Linked DNA regions of Homo sapiens: regions 2, 3 and 4 are each linked to region 1. The links are chromatin contacts, found by Hi-C or POLR2A ChIA-PET in ENCODE. All regions are on one chromosome and are shown on one strand. Each heading gives the region's core, a stretch centred on a gene start or an enhancer-like site at or near the end of the contact. The rest is flanking DNA. Distances are from core to core; before and after follow the strand shown. Region 1 overlaps LINC00673 (long intergenic non-protein coding RNA 673). Region 2 has its middle 8.3 kb from the start of LINC02097. Region 3 has its middle 55 kb from the start of SOX9. Region 4 has its middle 72 kb from the start of SOX9.

Evidence for each region. Hi-C counts contacts between places; a loop is a spot of excess contacts on that map. ChIA-PET counts read pairs that join two places held with the same protein, here RNA polymerase II (POLR2A). Pooled maps may share reads with other maps.
Region 2: a loop to region 1 is called in a pooled map, with 2.1 times the contacts of the local background. The contact joins two enhancer-like sites. A Hi-C loop is called at or near these places in 3 of 50 pooled maps. POLR2A ChIA-PET finds 5 or more read pairs at or near these places in 2 of 52 experiments (GM10248 and H1).
Region 3: a pooled map shows a loop between it and region 1 (3-fold over the local background). The contact joins two enhancer-like sites. A Hi-C loop is called at or near these places in 1 of 37 single-sample maps with no recorded cell type and 2 of 50 pooled maps. POLR2A ChIA-PET finds 5 or more read pairs at or near these places in 1 of 52 experiments (naive thymus-derived CD4-positive, alpha-beta T cell).
Region 4: a map of heart left ventricle shows a loop between it and region 1 (3-fold over the local background). The contact joins two enhancer-like sites. A Hi-C loop is called at or near these places in 1 of 168 maps with a recorded cell type or tissue (heart left ventricle), 2 of 37 single-sample maps with no recorded cell type and 4 of 50 pooled maps.

The regions. Positions count from the first base shown.
Region 1 is chr17:72,538,811-72,542,518 of GRCh38, reverse strand. The region is part of intron 1 of LINC00673 (long intergenic non-protein coding RNA 673); the gene reads left to right. Among named protein-coding and RNA genes, the nearest start is that of LINC00673, 52 kb to the left of the region's middle. RefSeq lists a silencer at 1,917-2,166. Within about 2 kb of position 2,152, at least 12 of the 41 ENCODE cell types and tissues checked have a DNase peak (open chromatin) inside an H3K27ac peak, as active enhancers do.
Region 2 is chr17:72,062,163-72,065,870 of GRCh38, reverse strand. No RefSeq gene overlaps it. Among named protein-coding and RNA genes, the nearest start is that of LINC02097, 8.3 kb to the left of the region's middle. Within about 2 kb of position 1,895, at least 2 of the 41 ENCODE cell types and tissues checked have a DNase peak (open chromatin) inside an H3K27ac peak, as active enhancers do.
Region 3 is chr17:72,174,060-72,177,767 of GRCh38, reverse strand. No RefSeq gene overlaps it. Among named protein-coding and RNA genes, the nearest start is that of SOX9, 55 kb to the right of the region's middle. Within about 2 kb of position 1,832, at least 3 of the 41 ENCODE cell types and tissues checked have a DNase peak (open chromatin) inside an H3K27ac peak, as active enhancers do.
Region 4 is chr17:72,191,130-72,194,837 of GRCh38, reverse strand. No RefSeq gene overlaps it. Among named protein-coding and RNA genes, the nearest start is that of SOX9, 72 kb to the right of the region's middle. Within about 2 kb of position 1,842, at least 6 of the 41 ENCODE cell types and tissues checked have a DNase peak (open chromatin) inside an H3K27ac peak, as active enhancers do.

The sequences.
Region 1 (3,708 bases), core at 903-3,402:
ACCTGGCAGTTGGGCTGTCATTGAGTGACCTTGAGTCAGAGCAGTTTCAGGGGCAGGGTGGGCGTGGAAGTCAATTGCAGAAGCCAGAGAAATGGCTGTGAGGGGCAATGCGGAGGAGTGTTTCCAGAAAGCCAGCTCCTGGGCAGGGGGCTGTCTAAAGAGCAGGGGTGGATCTACTGTGGAGATGAGGCAGAGCCCCTCCCCTACACAGCCCTCCCTGACTGGCCTCAACTGTGTATTTACAACTTCATATCTTAAAGAGGCTGCCTCTCCCTCTAGAAAACATGTATGTTTCAGGTCTCACAAAACCTGGATCCACCTACGGCTGGGGGTTGGGGGATGGATGGAAAGATGGGATCAAGGAGTGTAAGTGAAGGAGCTGGCTCTCAGGCTCTGACTCCAGGCCAGGCAACCTTGAGTGAGTTTTTGGACCTCTGGGTGCTTCCATTTCCTTTTCTGTAAAAAACAAACAAACAAACAAACAAACATCATAAAAAACTCATGTCCTAAGGTCGTGGTAAAGGTTAAAGAAGATAAAGTACAGAAGGAATTCGCACAGTGCTTTGCACAGAGCAAACGCTCTATGCTTTTCCTGTAATTTCCTGTTATAGTGTTCATATTAATATGCATATTCCTGATTGGTGCTCTGAGAACTTTTCCGTTGCTGTGTTGGGTTCCTCCAGTGGTTTGTGGATGGAGATCATGGGGTGTGTTAGTCCATTTGCATTGCTATAAAGGACTATCTGAGCCTAGGTAGTTTGTAATGAAAAGAGGTTTATTTGGCTCAGGGTTCAGCAGGCTGTACAGGAAGCATGGCCCTGGCATCTGCTTGGCTTCCGGTGAGGCCCCAGGAAGCTTCCAATCATGGCAGAAGGTAAACGGGAACCAGCATGTTACATGGCAAGAGGGAAAGCAAGAGATGGGGGAAGGTACCAGGCCCTTTTAAACAATCACATCTCACATGAACTCTTTTCTTTCTTTCTTTTTTTTTTTTTTTTTTTGAGATGGAGTCTTGCTCTGTCACCCAGGCTAGAGTGCAGCGGCACAGTCTTGGCTCACTGCAACCTCTATCTCCCAAGTTCAACCAGTTCTCCTGCCTCAAGCCTCTCGAGTAGCTGGGACTACAGGTGCGTGCCACCGCGCCCAACTAATTTTTTTGTATTTTTAATAGAGATGGGGTTTCACCATGTTGGCCAGGCTGGTTTCGAACTTCTGACCTCCAGGGATCCACCTGACGTGGCCTCCCAAAGTACTGGGATTACAGGTGTGAGCCACCATGCCAAGCTCACATGAACTGTTCTAGTGAGAACTCACTCGTTACTGTGAAGATAGCACCAAACCATTCATGAGGAATCCACCCCCATGATCCGAACACCTCCCACTAGGCCCACCTCCAACACCGGAGATCACATTTCAGTATGAGATTTGGAGGGAACAAACAGCCAAACCATATCACGTGCTCTCTTCTTGAGTCACCCCATAATTTGTACCCAAAGACCAGGGGGCATATGGGATCACGTGCTGTTTCCAGGAGAGATGTGTTGTAGGTTTGTGGGCCTTGAAGGGCTGTGGGCAGTGATCCCGCCCAGATTCTCTAGACACATGTTCCAATGGTGTCCGCTCACAGACATGGACCCCAGATCTGCGCCATCCCCTGCAGGATGCCCCAGAGCAGCGAGATGCCCCCTTTGCTCTGGCGCCACTCTCTGAGAACCAAACCTTTTAAACTGTGAGCAAGTTGCTGGAGAAGAGAATGGGCCTGGGACTGCAAAAGTAACCTCTCTCCCGAAGGAGGAGACAGGATTCCCGAACATCCTCTGGGGCAGCCCTGGGTGGTGGAGTGCGCCTGGACAGCTGGTGTCCGTCTGCAGGCTCCTGCCTCAGGCCCTGGAGTGGCAGCTTGGCAGGTCCAGACCCTTCCCCAGGGACAGTTGCGGCTGGGAACCCTGGACCTCTTCCCTGGGCCTGAGCCGCTTCCCCGTGCGGCCGTTCGCCGAGTGGCCACTTGATGGCGCTGTGGCTCCACCGGGCGCGGGCGCGGGCGGAGCGGCGCGTCTGCTTCCAGCCGCCGGGCCGGTGCTGCCGCGGTCACCCCCGGCGCCTGGCTGTGCCCGGCGCGTCCGCCCTCCCGGCGCGCGGCTGGTGGGGCGCAGCCCTCGCGGCCGGTTCTGCCCGAAGCACAAAGCCACTGCTCAGAGCCAGCGCCTCCTGCTTGCAGCTCCCCAGTGAAAGAAGTTTGGGTCCTTGGTGGTGTTTTTCTCCCTGGCCTGGATGGTCCTGCAGAGGCCCCTTGCCACCTAATGACTTTATTCTTCTTAAAACATGTTTCTTTCTTTCTTTGCTTCTTGTTTTTGTTTTGATTTGTTTATTGGCCTGTACTCCGTTTCTGCCGTCTTACCAATAGCTCCTGACCAAGCCCGAGGCCTGCTAGAGAACTGTAGTTTAATTTAACCTCCACCGGCCAGGCTGGTCTGTTTCCTCTTTTCAAGCTTCCCTGCGGTTCTAACTTTGCTCCAGAAGATTCCTCCTGGAGCTTTTGCTTGGGAGAGAAAGGCGTTTGAACGCAGAGTTCAAGCGAGCTGGCCAAAATGGAATGCAAAAGAAGAAAATTTAAAAGAGAAAAGAAGGAGGCTTCTCAGAAATGAACTTTTCATCTGATTCCAAACATTCTGCAGTGCAGTTTTGTAAAAATACCAGAAAACACAAAGAAGCAAATAAAACACATCCATGATTTTGCGTCTAGAAATGGCTTTTGTATTTTAATATGTCTTTCCACGATTTATTGTCATTGCATAGATATACGTTCCCTTTCATCCCCCCGATTGGGTCAGTTTACTCATTTAGCTGGGTCGCCTGCTTTTTCATTGAACGCACTGGGAGCGTTTTTCCTTGGCAAGCTGGTTTCTGCAAGTTTCCCTCAAGTTTCCCTCAAACTCTTGAAGTTTTGCATGCAGGTCACTCCCAGGCAGGTTGCTGTGTGAGATAGCCTCACTGAAGCTGGGATTTGGACGTTTGGAAGAGGATGATTGAATTGTAGCTTCCAGGGAGGACAGAATTGTGAGCTCTTTTTGGAAGACCAGAGTTACCCATATTTGTTTAGCAAAGCGAGCAGGCCCACTTCAAGTCAGCGGTTCTCAAAGAGCCTGAGCAGGGTGCTGAATTCAGGCCTCTGAGCTTTGAGCGCCCCTCCCAGAACCCCTAGGCATCTGAATGTAGGTCGGAGGCTTCCCAGGCTGCCTGAAGTCTGGGGACTGAGAGGCGGGGCTCAGGGGTCACTGAATCAGCCCCTTCCTTGTCCCTCTGGAGGACCCCGGGATAAATGCAAAAGGCGTGTGTGTGTGTGTGTGTGTGTGTGGGTGTGGTGGGGGGATTCGGAGGTGGAGAAGGCAGATCAGGCCGCTTCTCTAGGTCTGTCCTCCCTTTGGGACAGGAGCAGTGTGGCTGCCAGAGCTGACCGCCTTCCTGCAGCTCTGAGCGTGCCGAGCCTAGCAAGCTTGTGCTTCCACCTAGAGCTGCAAAGGGCAGCGGGCAGAAACCGGGCTGGGGCTGGCATTAGCTTTCCCTCCTCCCAGTTTCTCTCCAGCGCAGCAGGGCACCTCTAGCCCAGAAAAAGAAAACTAACTTTCTCTTATTTCTGTTTTCTGCTGCTGCTAATCTCCTCCTGAAGGGTTGTGTGGCTTCTTGGGACTCTGGAAAGAAACTGCAGGG
Region 2 (3,708 bases), core at 646-3,145, 480 kb after region 1:
TTTATAAAGGGGAGTTCCCCCGCACAAGCTCTCTTGCCTGCTGCCTTTGCTCCTCATTTGCCCTCTGCTGTGATTGTGAGGCCTCCCCAGCTATGTGGAACTGTGAGTCAATTAAACCTGTTTCCTTCATAAATTGCTCAATCTCGGGTATGTCTTTATTAATAGCGTGAGAACAGACCAATACAATGCTTTAAAGTCTTAGGGCATAGCCTGGCCATCATAATATTTACTGAGATGAAGAATGTTTAAACATTCCCTATTCAGGTAAGATGTTCAAGATTGAAAGAGATTCCCTCTGACCACTGTCTAAGATGGCGTGGGGGAAACCATCAGGTGACTTTTACAGTCTGCGTTTATGTACCCCATGTGTAAACATGAGGTAACAGAGTGATGGGCCATTTTTTGAAGCACCTTGGAGTCTATTTTCCACTCCATGGCCTATTAGTTTGAGGTGGAGGATGCGGGGAGGGAAGGAAAGACGAGACGTTCCCATTGCTAGATACCTCTGGGGTTTCTATTTTGTTGTTGTTATTGCTTCAGAATGTTGATCTTTCACTCTTTTTTGGATGACAAGAAAGTGATTCATGTTCAAGGGGTGGGGTCCCATCCTCTGTTTCACCGACAGCGAAACTGTCAAAAAACCCATCCTTATAAACACCAACCTGGCAAATGAGACCAAGCCTCCATATGGAAAATCAAAGTAAGGGATTTGGCAGGGAGTTGTAAAGATGGTTTGAATCAGAGGCAGAGACAGCCCATGGATATTGGGGTGGGGGGTTGGGGGCTGTCTGCCCCATCGTGCCAAGAAGGCTGGGAGCTTGGGCCAGTGAGTTTTCATTCTTGGGAGAAGGCAGGCCCTATTTATGGTGGAAGCCAGATCATGGCAGTTCTCTGGTTTAAATTCAGCTCATTGGAGGGTCCTCCAAGCTAATTGGGAAGGAGCCGGCTGTATTTTCTTTCCTGCTTAATAACAAGGGGGAATTGCTTACAGCTCTGGACTTTATTAGGGGGGAATTTGACATTGTTTTGTTGGACAGAGGCTCCATCCAGGGAGCTAATCTCTCACACCTGTTTGGCCTTGTTAAAGAGCCAAGGGGCCCTGGCTTGTTTGCTATTGGTTATTGCAGAGACTGATAAAAAGGGAAGAAACAGACCAGAGAAAGGATGCAGATTTTCCTCCTCAATCTTAACTCTAAAAATCTAGACCTAAAGATGATACAGGTGCCAGTGACAGAGTTAATAAGTCCAATATCAGTGTATGAATTAGGTCCATTCAAAAACGCCAGTGCCCAGGTGTACTGACACGTGTCTGTAGTCCCAGGTACTCAGGAGGCTGAGGTGGGAGGATCCCTTAGGCCCAGGAATTCAAGGCTGCAGTGAGTTAAGATCCCATTACTGCACTCCAGCCTGGGTGAAAAAGATCCCATCTCTAAAAACAAAAAAACAAACCTACAAAATATCCACGAAGCCCCCCTCCCACAAAAACGCCAATGCCCTAAATACTTACAAAGTATCTGTCATTTGCAAGGCATGGTCCTGTGCCAGTAACTTGTGAGTTAAGCAGAGCTCCTACCCTTTGGGGAGTTATACGTTAGTCATCCCAAGAAAACATTGGAACATGTCTCAGGATTCTAGGAAGTTGGGACTCTCAGGAAAAGGGATTCCTTAAGGAACTGATACTGGCTCTTTGCCTAGGCTTTTTCTTTCACTGGAGTAATCTCCAACATTATAGGCTATTTCATAAGTCTGGGGAACCTGGCCCTTTATCCTTTGGGGGAAATTTTACCCTAATTAGTGCTCTTAGAATAATGATTAAGAGAACCTGAAGAAAATACAAGGTGAGCATAAGACACCTGGAGGGAATGGAAAATCCCTCTTCCTGTGGGATGAGCGCATGACAAACCCTGGGGCCTTCTGGTGACCAGTCACACACATTTCCTCTTCTTGTCATGTGAGCTTTGAAGGAGGAGTCCACCAATGCTGGAGTAAGGAGCTCTTTGAACAGCTGAAGGCATAATAAAAAGGTGCTGGCTCTTAGGGATTGAAGAGCAAGGTGTCTTGCACTTTGATTGGTAGCTCCATCTCTGGACTTGAGGTGTCTGGGTTTGTATTTCAACCAGGGCCAGGCCCACATCATTTGTGGGGCTCAGTGAAAAATGCAAATGCCAGGTCCTGGCCAGAAGTCAGCAAGTCATGGGTTCATAACCCCCATCCACAGTAAACTGGAGACCCCCAAGGGGATTGCAACTTCCATCCCAGGACACGCTCAGAACCAGGACTGGGATTGGGTAGAGGCTCCCTCAGAGGTGGGATTGGCTGCTGCCTTCCCCATCTGGAGATATCACAGGGTATGCGTCTGACCCTGAGCCTCCATGGATCTGTGCCCAGCTTCACCACTTACAAGCAGTAAAAGCTTGAGAATGTTACCTAACCTCTTTATGCATCGATTTTTCAGTCACAGTCATGATGATGACAGCAGCTGTCTCAAAGGGATATGGTAGAACATTTAAAACCCTAAGACACTTGAAGTGCTCAGAGCAGTGCCTGCCTCTTAACCAGCAGTACTGTTAACCATTATTATGGATGCAGATTCACCAGTTGCTTTGCTGTGGTAGGGTGTATGCTTGGAGCTGTATATTTTTTTCACCCAGTTCTCCCAAAGGGCTCCGACTTGTTCTCTTTGCTCTCTTATAACCAGTGGCAGGATATTCTAAGATATCTTCTCCAGGCTTTAGGAGGAGAACCATATTAATATAGAACGTAGAATCCTCTGCCCCCTCAATACACACACACACGTACACACATACACAGGCATACATAGTCTTACAACACAAACACACATACTCCCCTCAATAGCATTAAATGCTAAGGTGAGGTTTTTTTTAAAGGGCCCCAAGGAGATGATGGTTCTTTGGGGGTGCTTAAGGGTCCCCATGAGAAGCCAACAGGAGTAACCAACCACTGTCATCCCACCATTCCCATTCAACTACAGAAACTTTTCATTTTCTGTGAGTTGTATTTTACTGTTTCAAATAGAATTTTGCTGGAAAACATAGAGTTTTGCTATTCTGAAAAAAAGTATGAAAACCAGCACTCTAATCAATGATGCTGTAGGACCTTGACTCTGCCATAGTTATTAGTCTATTGAATTTGATTACTCTGGCCAGGGATGCAGTGGCTGAAGTGGGCACACAGTTCAAACCCTGGGCTCTGATATTAAATGCCCTTTACCCAAGGAGGTACAGCCAGTAAGCTTGGTTGGGATTGACAACATGGCTTTCAGATAGGCTCTCTCTCCCCACTGGACTGCCTCCTTGCTTAAACTGAGGTCTAAGAGGGATAGAACTTGCCAGAACAGCTGTTCCAAAAAGTATTTTGACTTTCTCATGAGAATCAGAAGACCTGGGTTCTGTTCTTATCTCAGCCATTCTCCATTGTGTGACTTTGGGCAAACTATATAAGCCTTTTGAGCCTTAATATGCTCATCTGCAAAGTGGTACTATGCTCTGGTTCGTTTTTCCTACAAGAACGTCACGAGGCTCACACAATATGGTTTGTAGAAAAGTCCTTTTGGAAACTATAAAACACTACGCAGATGTGTGAAAAATTTAAGAGTGTACTCTTGCCTCCTTTGTCTGTTTTCTTTTTCATTAAATTTTTTTATTTGTATAAATTTAAGGGAAGCAAGTGCAATTTTGTTACATGGAC
Region 3 (3,708 bases), core at 583-3,082, 360 kb after region 1:
TAAGATAATAGTACATTCTTCTTAGAGTTTGGGAAGCTTAAAAGCGTCCATGCAGATAATTAGCATGATATCCAAAATATAGTTCGCTTTCAGTAAGTATCTATTATTATGTCACTTGCTGCCAATAAAATAGAAATAGGTCTGATGAACCATATTAAACTTGCTTCCTTATACATATCTCCCTGCCCCAGAATGATCTCACCATGACAGGGAAGTGAACTAAACCCAGAAAAACTTACTTTGAGGACCACACTTCTACAAGACTTCTTTAGACACATGCGGCATTCTGGGACTATGACCTTGGTTAAATAGTTGGCTCTTAACACACAGTACTTTTTTTTTTTAATGAAACCACATGCTCTCATTTAGAAGGACTTGAAAATGTCCACGGTCTTGGAATTTGGGGTTAAGTCCTGGGAATGAGGGGAATGAGAAGGCACGACTGAAATGAAGGGAGTGCAGGATGAGAAAAACAGAGAAGTAATATTCTTCCCCTGCTCAGGAATACCTGGCCCCAAGCACTCACTATGGAGGGCAGGTGAGCAAGGAAGGGCTCCGGGACACTTTATGGAGCATAATAACCATTGCAGCTGTGCAAGCAGAGATCAAAGATCAAATCAAATTTCAAGCTGCAGGGACCTCAATCCGATCACCTGCAGAGGTCAGGGAAAGGAATTTTTCTTCCCTGAAGAGCCCCAAGATTGGCTGAATTCCCAACAGGGGGTTTGGCACTGCCTTGAAGGATCACATTACTGGCTACTGCCCAGAAGCAAGGGGACGCGGCCTTGGGGTTGATGGGACTGGTGGGGCCGTTGCTATTGTTCCCCCGCAGAGTATCTGCCAAACCAAATGGGAGAAACTCAGAGAAAGCCAGGGCCTGGTATCCAGGGGCTCCAGCTTGGTCATTGCTCAAAAGCCTCCTTTTGAATGTCCACTCTTAAGGTAGGTACCTTGAATGCTAACTGTTGAGGCTTTTGTTGGTGTTAGGTTGGTTTCTATTGCATCCTCCTTTGAAAGGAAGCATATAGTTGATGAGCCCAGGCTGAGATGGGACTTCTGCCAGAAGGAGGATGGGCAGTTGACTTGCAGGGCCATCGACTTCCAGGGCCATCTGCACTGTTTGCACATCCACCCCATTTTCCCCCCGTGCCAACCCCAACACACACACAAAAGAAAGTAGCTGAAGCCGGGAAGCTCAGGTCTGTGCCCAGCTTTGTGGATACTGGTTCAGTATGCTCTGCTGGAGACAATTCCATCTGGTCAACACGAACACCCTGGCATCTCTGCACAGTTGGAGAGAAGCAGGTGGCCTCCAGCCTCGGCTCTGAAAAGCTCCATGGAACTATCTGAACTTGGATCTTCAACTTCAGCCCGCTCTCTTTCCTTGCCTCTCTCCACTCCCATTTGATGACATTACACAAGGCCGGGGGAGGGGGGGGATTAGGAGGATTTTTTGCAGTGGTGGGAAGATTTAATTAGATGATAAAGGGAGAACAAAATTTAGTTCTAGAAAGATTCAGTAGATTGTTTTTAAATATCCCCAAATGGTATTTCGATGGTCTTATCAGAGGACGCTCTTCAGGGTGAGAAGGCAGTGTGTATAAAGCACGGGGAGGAGTGGCTGGTGGGTGGAATTAAATGTATTATTAAGTGAATAGGGAGAACCAAGTGACGGTGAACTTGGCCACTTGGCCTGTGGATGTCAATCAAACTAATGTGTTGGGGGAAGGGGGGAGGAAGTTTGTCACCCGTTTTAATATCAGAAATTCCTTTACGTGGGTGGTAACTGGGGAACAGCTGCAGGTAGCTGAATCACAGCCCAAATCCTTGCAAAAACGCTGGTGGGACCCCTGCCAACAACTGAGCAATGGCTTTTCAAGCTGGAATGGAGCAAGTGGGACTAAGTGAGGCGAGGTTGGGGGGACAGGGGGTGGTGCTGGGGGTGGGGAAGCAAGTTTTTAAAAAGCTGAGTTTTGAAGCCGGTGCATATTTAATAGGATTAGAACACATGAGTTAGAGGCTGAAAATTCTCAACCTGCCTCGTTAAACAGCCAGCCTGCAGGAAGGCCCGGCTCTCAGAGCAAAGGCAGAGAAGCAGGGAGGGAGGGAGGGAGGTGAAACACCTGGGCTTTCTCCAGGGGTAGCCAAGGCTAAAGGAGACAGTTTGGAAGTTCTTTTCTCTCCTGCACTCTCTGTGCAGCCTCGGAGAATCCATCCTTCCCATTCTAGCCCCACTTGGTCCATTAACACACCCAGTTTGTCAATAGTGCCTTCAGGTGCCATGTCCCTGTTTGCCTTGGCCCAGGCTTGTCCACCCACTGCCTTGGTCAGCCCTGGGAGGAGAAGCATTTGCTTTTGCCTCCTCATGAGAGGTGAGTGGGCCCAGCCCCAGCCTCAAAGGTCTCTCTGGATTCTGGCTGGATGTGTCTCGGGGCAGTTCTGAGTTTTGGGTTTTCAGGTGACAGGTGGTGCGGAAGGGTTAGGGTGGGCGGAAACATTTTTCTTCTTCTAACTGTGGATCCTTATTTGCTTTCCTGATGACTTTAGCCCGTGGGTGACAGAAGGCTGTCCTGGGCCCTGAGAATTTAGCTGAATGGCACGTGATGCTGAAAGAGAGCTGGGGTTTCCCTGGCTTCGGGCTCTTGCACTAACTCAGGGAATGACTTCAGATAGGAACTCTTACTTCCTGGGACCCCAGTTTCCTTATTTTTCATCCAGAGACCACAGGTTATTCCAGCCTTTCTTAGGACAACTTTCCATGCCACTGAAATGAGAAACACATCCCAGCAATCCTACAAATATTTGGTCCAAGACACTATGCAAATCACATTGTGAGGGTCAGGGATGACAAATGTAACCGTATTTACAAGATTGAGGACCTACTGGGCGCTTGCCGCTGCGGCCCAATGTGTGTCTAAATCTGAAACCATCAGCTTGTTCTTCACAGCCTCCTAGGTACTGTCCTTAGCAGCTGAAAGAAATGCAGCCTCCCTGAAAATAATTACTAGAAGTTGTCGAAGCTTAAGTACATGAATAACCGCCTTCCTTGATTTTTCATTATGCAAACTGTCCTCTTCCTGATGTTCTAAATTAGAAAGAGGAGAGTAGTTTTGCTCAGAAGAACAGGAAGTGTTTCCTTGATGTTCTCTCTGCCTTTCAGTCTGGAGTGCAGTGACACGATCTCAGCTCACTGCAACCTCCGCCTCCCCGGTTCAAGCGATTCTCCTGTCTCAGCCTCCCCGGTAGCTCGGACTACAGGCATCTGCCACCACACACAGCTAATTTTTATATTTTTAGTAGAGACGGGGTTTTACCATGTTAGCCAGGCTGGTTTCAAACTCCTGACCTCAAGTGATCTGCCCACCTCGGCCTCCCAAAGTGATGGTATTACAGGTGTGAGCCACCACGCCTGGCCCTCGATATTCTCTCTTAAAGGTAGGTGAGGCTGGAGCATAGAGATCAAGAACCTAAGTTTTAGGACTGGATGGGTTTGGGTTCAAAAGCTGGCTGCCACTTATTAACTGGGCCAACTTGTGAGAGGTATTGAGTCTTTCTAATTTTCAGTTTTTTCACTCTAAAAATCAGTCAAAAATAGGATTACATGCAAACAAAAACAACACCTGCATGTAACATACTTGGTAGACAGGTACAAACTTCATGTACCTGGAACAGAGTTTTACCAATGGTTATTATTAATCGTAACCAACA
Region 4 (3,708 bases), core at 593-3,092, 350 kb after region 1:
GATGGGAGTTCGAGACCAGCCTGACCAACATGGAGAAACCCTGTCTCTACTAAAAATACAAAATTAGTGGGGCGTGGTGGCACATGCCTGTAATCCCAGCTACTCAGGAGGCTGAGGCAGGAGAATCGCTTGAACCCAGGAGGCAGAGGTTGTGGTGAGTCGAGATCGCACCATTGCACTCCAGCTGTGCAACAAGAGCGAAACTCCGTCTAAAAAAAAAAAAAAAATTTACAATGTGCTGAGGCAAAGCAATTTATTTATTTGTTTTGAGACAGGGTCTTGCTTTGTTGCCCAGGCTGAATACAGTGGCACAATCATGGCTCACTGCAGCCTCAACTTCCTGGGCTCAAGCAATCTCCTACCATAGCCTCCCAAATAGCTGGGATTACAGGGGTACACTACTACACCCTGCTAATTGTTGTATTTTTTGTGGAGATGGGGTTTCACCATGTTGCCTTGGCTGGTCTCAAAATCCTGGGCACAAGCGATCCACCCGCCTTGGCTTCCCAAAGTATGGGATTACAGGTGCGAATCACAGAGCTCGGCTGCAAAACAATTTTAAAAAATTCTTAAAAGAAGACCAGGCGCGGTGGCTCATGCTTGTAATCCCAGCACTTTGGGAGGCCAAGGTGGGCGGATCACTTGAGGCTAGGAGTTCGAGACCCAGCCTGGTCAACATAGTGAAACCCTGTCTCTACTAAAAATAAAAAAATTAGCCGGGCGTGGTGGCAGGCGCCTATAATCCCAGCTACCCGGGAGGCTGAGTCAGGAGAATCGCTTGAACCTGAGAGGCAGAAGTTGTGGTGAGCCAAGATTGCCCCATTGCATTCCAACCTGGGCAACAAGAGGGAAACTCCATCACACACACACACACAAATCTTAAAAGAAAACATCCTCCACTGTTTTGCCCCTTGCCTTTGTTGACCTCATCTTTGTGCCTAGAAGGCTTCATTTCCCCATGTCAGTAAAGCGTTATCCATTCTCAAGTACAGTTAAATTCCCTCTGCAGGGGAGGATCGAAGGATCTGGAGCTGGAGGTTCCAGGTTTGTATCCTCCTTCTGCCCTTTACTAAGCTGAGTTTCCATCTCTGTAAAAGAAAAAGGGGTCATAATGCCTCATTCACAGGCAAGGCATGAGGACTGAACAATGTATGTAAGAAGCATTTTAAGAACTGCAGAGTGTCATGCAGCAGTCAGGGAGTGTGATTCATGATTATTATGAAGGCCCTGGGGTTTAACTCTGTGGACCGAATTGCCACACGAGCAGCTGGCGCCGCTTCAGCCTCAGCCTTGAGCCCAGTGTGGATACAACCCAAGCTTCACATTGGTTGGAGCCCTGGTCCCGACAAATAGGCTGTGTGGGTGAAAGGGGGTATGATTCCTCCCCACATGTCCCCAGCATTTCCTGTTCCTTCCAGTGTTTCCAGAGTGATGCTTAACTCTAGAAGTCATGGAGAAAACGCTGTGTCCTGTCTGAGCCAGCCTGTCTGGTCACTGCATGGAGACTTCAGATTTGCCTGTTATCTCTTTTCTCTTCCAGTCCTGTATTCAGGATCTGAGGAGTTGAGTGGTCCCCAGGAGCTGGAGGCCCTCAATGCTACCCACTGCGTGGATGATAAAGAGGCCTCCATTTCCCATCATATCCCTGGCTGGAGAAGAGGCTGGAGGCACTGTGTGTGTGGGGGTGTCTCTGTGTGTGTGTGTGTGTGTGTGTGTGTGTGTGAGAACTAGTTTAAAGTCTTCTCTGCACACACACAAGATGATTGGGCCTACTGCATGCTTTTTAAAGTGAGTCAGGACTCCAAACCACCTACTCAGGTCCGGAACAGTTCGAGTGGGAAGGAGAGACTCTGGGAAGAAGTAAGGAGGGACCAGAGGGTGATGCCAGCCTCTGACGAGATCATCATGACGTGGGGCATGGAAAATAGGAGCAGTCTTATTTATCCTGGTCTATGCATTTGCCTATGGGAGAAGGGGTGGACTCCAGATGATCTGCAGGGACTCTCAGAGGTGAACTGCCATCCAGAAGAAGGACTTGGAGGGATAAGGGGGTGCGAAAGCCCGAGACCATTTGTCTTGGCCTGGTTGGAAGCTGTTTGGCCAGCCTGACTGAACCTGTCAACAGCTAGAAAGTGAGGTCAGCTGGGCTAGAGGCATCGTTAGCTATCACCACAGCTTGCATCTCAACCTCTTGAATCATCCATGATGAAACTCTTTATCAGCCTGGGAGGAGGCAGCCCCAGAGAACAAGACTCCTGGAAAAGGCTTGATTTTGAGCAAGGCTACATCCGGAAGGACTGGCCAGGATGAGTTAGCCCCAATCCACACTCCAAGATAACCAAACAAGTTGACTTGCTGAAGGGAGTTATTTAGTATTCTCCATCTGGGATCAGGGGAATGCCAATCTTCTTCTCCCAAATCTGGGCTGACTTAACCCTCAAGGTCCCAGGCAGCGGATTTTCCAGGCTTTATCATCTTTCCCTCTGAACCTCTACTCCCACTCTCTGGAGGGATTCCAAAAAAACCACCAGCTAAGGGATCGGGCATGGAAACAGTTTTACTTCTGGAGAAAGATTAGGGCTTATTATGTGACAGGGAGTGATAACACCAGGGGACAATCAGGAGTTTCGTCAGCGATGTTCTGCTAAAAAGAAACAACTGCAGTCTTGAAGCAACACATTTGAGAGATAGGAGAGAAAAAGAGAACATCTTGTACCTCCCCCGACCCCTGGGCCTCTAAATGCTTCAAGGCTGCTCCAAATTGCAGTGGGGAGAGGCTGGCTTCGGGAGCTGTCTTCTGAATGACAAGGAGGTCCTGCCTGCCTGAAATGGTAATCCTGGGGTTAGAATCAGGAGGGAGGCTGGAATTTTTAGTATAGCCTTGAAAGAAAATATCAGCCCACCCCGCCCCACCCCTGGGATGGGAATAGGGTAGGAGGCTAGCAAAATAAATAAAATCTGCTGTCTGTCCTGACCAGGCATAAATTGTTACTTGATCGGCAAAGGAAAAAATGAGCCAGATATTCTTCCTGGGCTTGTTTTCCATCTTCTCATCCTCTCGTCCCTTATCAATGTGTTTCTAGAAGAGTCCCAAAGGGAGCAATTGCATGAGAGTTACAAGAAGGTCAGTCCTGGAAAATAAAGTGTGGAGCTGAGAGGGGCTGAGCAGAGAAGATGGGGGGTCTTGCAACACCCTCAGGGCAGCATTCCCACACTGGGAGACCCCTCGTTGGCTGACAATGTCAGAGTGAGGACTGGCTGTTTGTATTCAGTGCCAAGATTTCCCCAAAACCACCCGGGGAACACACCACCAACTGAAAGGAGGAGAAAAGTGCACTGCACAACACCTCCATTGACCATGTGTGTTAATGCTTCAAAAGGAAATTCAGTTATCATGAAAGTAACCAGTTTGGGCTGGGCGTGGTGGCTCATGCCTGTTATCCCAGCACTTTGGGAGGCTGAAGCGGGTGGATCACGAGGTCAAGAGATTGAGACCATCCTGGCCAACATGGTGAAACCCCGTCTCTACTAAAAATACAAAAATTAGCTGGGCATGGTGGCACATGCCTGTAATCCCAGCTACTCAGGAGGCTAAGGCAGGAGAATTGCTTGAACCTGGGAGGCAGAGGTTGCAGTGAGCCGAGATCGTGCCACTGCACTACAGCCTGGCGACAGAGCAAGACTCCATCTGAAAAAGAAAGAAAGAAA